Linked DNA regions of Homo sapiens: region 1 is linked to region 2. Evidence: chromatin loops called from intact Hi-C (ENCODE). Cell type or tissue: PC-9. All regions are shown on one strand. Each heading gives the region's core, and the rest is flanking DNA. Links, peaks and the distances in the headings are about the cores only. Region 1 has its middle 27 kb from the start of DNAJB12. Region 2 has its middle 7.9 kb from the start of CHST3.

Evidence for each region. Hi-C counts contacts between places; a loop is a spot of excess contacts. Peaks named below come from ENCODE experiments on the same cell type or tissue, not always from the same donor. Only the 100,000 strongest peaks of a DNase experiment are listed, where the experiment ranks them.
Region 1: a loop joins it to region 2, with 11 times the contacts of the local background. A loop is called at or near these places in 54 of 110 quality-filtered maps.

Annotation. Positions count from the first base shown.
Region 1 is chr10:72,326,890-72,329,795 of GRCh38, reverse strand. No RefSeq gene overlaps it. Among named protein-coding and RNA genes, the nearest start is that of DNAJB12, 27 kb to the left of the region's middle. RefSeq lists an enhancer at 1,019-1,218. In PC-9, for the core only: CTCF peaks have their summits at 1,104 and 1,306 (motif pointing right); a DNase peak (open chromatin) is centred at 1,315; H3K27ac peaks cover 1,190 bases.
Region 2 is chr10:71,955,015-71,957,920 of GRCh38, reverse strand. No RefSeq gene overlaps it. Among named protein-coding and RNA genes, the nearest start is that of CHST3, 7.9 kb to the left of the region's middle. RefSeq lists silencers at 975-1,194, 1,642-1,751, 2,216-2,431. In PC-9, for the core only: CTCF peaks have their summits at 1,365 and 1,568; DNase peaks (open chromatin) are centred at 1,250 and 1,560; H3K4me3 peaks cover 402 bases.

The DNA of each region.
Region 1 (2,906 bases), core at 323-2,822, 370 kb before region 2:
TGAGCTTCTCCACTCCTGGCTGCACCCTGTCCACTCAGCAATTCACTCAGCAAGCATTTCTGAACCTTTCTTGGTGGCCTGCCTGCCCTTAGGGAGGCTGCAACTAACTCTATAAGCTGAGAGAAGGCCATGTGGTGGAGGGGGTAACAGGGCAGACAGGACTGTCACTCCCGCCCCAGACCCTTGTAAGGAGATATTTCCCTAGGGACAGGGCCTGGACCTCCTGTCACTCTCACAGCCACTTGGGCATGAAATAAAGGTCCAGGGCTCAGGCAGGAAGAGGGGCAGGCGGGCAGGCGCTCTCTAGGACCCCACGGCTAGTCTGCCCAGAGCCCGGGAGTTGGGGCTTTGCTTGGGGAGGGGAGGGCCTGCCACATTTTGTCCACCTTCCCCACCCTCCTACCAATTTGGTCTAAACAAAGTCCCTAGGGAGGGAGGGCAGGGCTGCTCCCTGGCTGGATTTTTCCTTGAGGAGGCAGGGTGCAGCTCCCCACTGGAGCCCGTGCTAGTCAGAGCAGGGATCAGGCTAGGGCCTGCAGGGACCCCAGCTGGCAGTCCCACTACCTCGACTGGATTATTCTCATTTTCCTGATGGACTCAGATGAGGAGGCCTGAGAGACAGGTGCCTGGCAGCACAGGAGGATGCAGCGGGCTCCTTCAGATGGAGAAAGTGGGGCCAGAATGGAGCTGGCCAGGCCCGGCCTCATTCCCCCACACTGACAGCCCAAAACCTCCCCTGCACTCCTCCTGGCCCCACATACTGTGCAGGGCCCTCCCACCCTGACTGCAGCCTGCGGAGCCCCTCCCTCCACCGTGGAGCCCTGCTACCCGGGTTCCCTTCTGCCTGAGGTTCCTCTCACCCCTCAGGGCCCAACCTCCTGCCACCTCCTCAGGGAGGTCTGGCCTGGCCCTTTTGGGCCTCTCACATCCTGTTCTGGAGGTATTTGTGTAGTTCTTAGGCAAAGGCTTCCCTGGAGAAGAGGTTCAGGGCTGCAGCCCCAGGGCCTGGGCACCACAACCTGGGGTCTCCATGGGAGGCTGAGTGAAGGAAGGGCCCATCAGCACTGAGGCACTGTCCCCACCTGCAGCATTCCCAGCCTCGCCTACTCCTCTGCCCAGGGTCACCCTAGGGAGCTGCTTTGCAGCCATAAACCCACACCCTGGCTGGGGGACACTTCTCCCAGATCTTAGAGGGCTTAGACCCAGGGCCATCAGCCACGGTGTGCATCCAGCTGGACGGTGGCTGGAGGCAGCAGTCGCTCATGGGACGGGCACTGGGCGGGGGCTTTTTCCTTTTCCTGCCTCCGGGGGGAAGCAGAGTCCTGCTGATCCTGCTGAAAAGGCCCCAGGTCTCCTCTCCCTGCGTAAGGACAAATGTAGCAGGGGCCAAAATGAGAATCACAAACATTGGTCATTGAGAGGAGTGCGGACTCCTGTCCGAAGAGGTCACCACCCCAAGGGGTAGAGGAGGAGGCTCTCTCCAGCACTCAGGCCAGCCACTCCTGGAGTCAGACCCAATTCTGTCCCCGGCCGCCCCAGTGCTGCCCTGGCCACAAGCCCTGGAATCACCTCTGGCAGGCTCTGCCATCTGCTGGCTGCCAGCCCATGGCCTGCGTGCAGAAGGTGGCATCGTGGGCCCTAATTTTGCTTCCAGCCACAAGTCAAACAAGCCAGCTACCACCACTGCAGGGGCCACATGGGCAGCAAGTGTGTCCATGGTGTTCAGGCTGTGAGTGACAGGCCTTGGGAGGCCACCGCAGGTGCTCAGAGCTGCTTCTCTGTGGATGTCTTTAGTCCTCAGTCTCTCTCTGGTCCCACCTTGGCATGGAAGCACTGAGCCCAAAGATCGGAGTTCCAGCCTCCGCCATGGACACGCTAGGCCAGGAGGCACTTTTCATCTGTATCATTTACTTATAAAATCTTATTATCGGCTGGGTGAGGTGGCTCACGCCTGTAATCCCAGCATTTTTCGAGGCCGAGGCGGGTGGACCAAGAGGTCAAGAGATCGAGATCATCCTGGCCAACATGGTGAAACCCCGTCTCTACTAAAAATACAAAAATTAGCTGGGTGTTGGTGGCACATGCTGGTAGTCCCAGCTACTCAGGAGGTTGAGGCAGGAGAATGGCTTGAACCCAGGAGGCGGAGGTTGCAGTGAGCCGAGATTGTGCCACTGTACTCCAGCCTGGCAACGGAGTGAGACTCCGTCTCAAAAAAAAAAAAATCTTATTATAGGCTAGGCGTGGTGACTCACGCCTATAATCCCAGCACTTTGGGAGGCTGAAGCAGGTGGATCACTTGCGGTCAAGAGTTCAAGACCACCCTGACCAACACAGCGAAACCTGTCTCTACTAAAAATACAAAATTACCAGGTGTGGTGGCGCACGCCTGTAATCCCAGCTACTCAGGAGGCTGATGCAAGAGAATCACTTGAACCCAGGAGGCGGAGGTTGCAGTGAGCCCACGCCCTTGCACTCCAGCCTGGGCAACAAGATCGAGACTCTGTCTCAAAAAAAAAATCTTATTATAATTATCATCCCACAGACCTCACTAGTTCAGTCACTAAGGATGTCAGCCTCTGTCAGCCACTGAGTTTATAGGTGTCAGCCCTGCTAGCCTTGTGTCCGGAATTGGTGGGTTCTTGGTCTCACCGACTTCAAGAATGAAGCCACGGACCCTCGCGGTGAGTGTTACAGCTCTTAAGGTAGCGCGTCTGGAGTTTGTTCCTTCTGATGTTTGGATGTGTCGCGAGTTTCTTCCTTTTGGTGTGTTCGTGGTCTCGCTGGCTCAGGAGTGAAGCTGCAGACCTTTGCGGTGAGTGTTACAGCTCTTAAAGCGGCACATCTGGAGTTGTTCGTCGCTGGCTTCAGGAGTAGAAGCTGCAGACCTTTACAGTGAGTGTTGCAGC
Region 2 (2,906 bases), core at 208-2,707:
AGTTTGTACAAAAGGAGAATTTGGCCCATATTGACTAATGGCTTCCGCTTGAATTCCTTTAACAACTTAAAAGGAAAAGTGGCCCAATTAGCTATATTCTGCCCTCCTTGCTGGGTTATAGTAACTGGAAATTGCCATACTTCAAGGTCTCCCTCGGCTCTAGCCTTTTGAATAGAATTTTGTATAGCGCCACCAATAGCTCCAGGTTTTAATGTTGCAACTACAGGAGCAGTTTTTTAGTTTTTTAGCTAGTTCATGTTCTTGTCCATTAAGGGGAGAGGGAGGAGGTGGCCATTCACTTAATTCAGCAGGTGGAACCGACAGGCTAGTGAAATGTACCTTTTTCAGTTTCCCTCTCTTTTATTTAATTTCCTCTGGTTCCTGTTCCTCACATTCAGAATCTGAAGTTAATTTTTTACACTTGTCTGCCTCTTCCTCATCTGAATCTGTCTTGTCATTGTTTGAAATGGCTCAAGAGCTGCCTTTATCAATGCTCACACTGACCAAACAGAAACTGGAATTTTGGCTCCTTCTTTATGCACCTTTTTAAAATCTCTGCCAATTCTTTCCCATTCATCCAACCCCATTGTCCCTTGTTCTGGGAACCATGGGCAAACTGCTCTACTGTACTAAAGAGTGTTAATAAATTCTGAGTACTAACTTTCACTCCCCCTTTCCATAATAAATGCCTTAAGAAATTTAAATAACTAAGGCCGGGAGTGGTGGCTCACGCCTGTAATCCCAGCACTTTGGGAGGCCAAGGCAGGCATATCACAAGGTCAGGAGATCGAGACATTCCTGGCTAACACGGTGAAACCCTGTCTCTATTAAAAATACAAAAAATTAGCTGGGCATGGTGGCACATGCCTGTAGTCCCAGCTACTCGGGAGGCTGAGGTGGGAGAATGGCGTGAACTCGGGAGGCAGAGATTGCACTGAGCCGAGATCGTGCCACAGTACTGCAGCCTGGGTGACAGAGCAAGGCTCTGTCTCAAAAAATGTAGGGATCAGCCCTACAGGGCCTGTAGGTTTTTCTCCTTGTGTGCGGAGACGAGAGATCATAGAAATAAAGACACAAGACAAAGAGATAGAAGAAAAGACAGCTGGGCCCGGGTGACCACTACCACCAAAATGTGGAGACCGGTAGTGGCCCCGAATGCCTGGCTGTGCTGTTATTTATTGTATACAAGGCAAGGGGGCAGGGTAAGGAATGTGAGTCATTTCCAATGATAGGTAAGGTCATGTGAGTCACATGTCCACCAGACAGGGAGCCCTTCCCTGTTTGGCAGCTGAGGCAGAGAGAGAGAGAGGGGACAGCTTATGCCATTATTTCTTCTATGAATTTCTTGGAGAGATCAAAGACTTTAATATTCTCACTAATTCTGCTACTGCTATCTAGAAGGCAGAGCCAGGTGTACAGGGCTGAACATGAAAGTGGACAAGGAGCGTGACCGCTGAAGCACAGCATCACAGGGAGACGTTTAGGCCTCTGGATGGCTGTGGGTGGGCTTAACTGATGTCAGGCCTTTCACAAGAGGTGGTGGAGCAGAGTCTTCTCTAACTCCCCCAGGGAAGGGGAGACTCCCTTTCCCCGTCTGCTAAGTAACGGGTGCCTTCCCAGGCACTGGTACTACCGCTAGACCAAGGAGCCCTCTAGTGGCCCTGTCTGGGCGTGACAGAGGGCTCGCATTCTTGTCTTCTGGTCACTTCTCACCATGTCCCTTCAGCTCCTATCTCTGTATGGCCTGGTTTTTCCTAGGTTATAATTGTAAAACAGAGATTATTATAATATTGGAATAAAGAGTAATGCTACAAACTAATGATTGATAATATTCATATATAATCGTGTCTATATTCTACGTCTAATATAACTATTCTTATTTTAAGTATTTTCTTTATTATACTGTAACAAGCTTGTGCCTTCAGTCTCTTGCCTTGGCGCCTGGGTGGCTTGCCACCCACACACAAAAAAAAGAAATGTAAATAAGCAGAATGTTTACTTTCATTCTGTCCCATTGTTACCCTGGTTCTTACGAGTGCCCAGCTTACCTGCCGAGCTTCTTTCAGTCATCCTCGGGTGTCCTCTGACAATGTGTCCTCTGCTTCCACATGCTCTAGTGTTCCTTCACCAGGGTCTTCATAGCCCCATGTTGGGCGCCAGAAATGTTAGGGTGATCAGACCCAACACTAGGCCATGGGGGCTACGAAGTCTGGCAGAGTCAAATGAATGAGAAAAGACAAGTTAAGAGTGCATAAGGTGGGTCCAGGGGGCCAATGCTGGTATGGAGGCTGTGAAGCACCCGAGCTCTGGGAACCCACACTATTTATTGGTGATCAAACAAAGAAGCAGGTGGTGAGGACATGCGGATATGGGGGTAGAAAGGTAGCGGTGCATCAAGCGTAGCTGTGACACTTTAGCATTTTCTTTGACACATATGAATATGCTCTGCTGCTTGAGATAATGGAGAACATGTTTATGAGCCTGGGAGAGCAACCAACAAGTCTGTGCACATTCCAGAGGCTACGAGGGGTTGTATGCCCTGAGCCCTGGATTCCATCCAAGTCATGAGGAGTTTTATGCCCTGGGCTTAAATTTGTGGTGCGGCAGGGCAGCCTTCCACCCTTTGGCACAGAGCTTGGTGTTCCAAAGGCCACAAGGGGTTTTAGACCCGGACCCCGGACATCTTCCAATACTCTTTTATATTATGACAGACAAGCCAGTCCTGCCTCAGCAACTCTACCAACATCAAGTCTTAGTTGTGGGGGTTGATGGACTCATCTGACGTCCATGCACCAGCAGACCTCCTACTTGTTCCCTGTTTGATACCGTTTTCTCACACTCTTTCCTTATCATGCCTCGTTGCCCCACCCCCATTCTAGGCCAAGACCTTTTAGCCAAATTCAAAG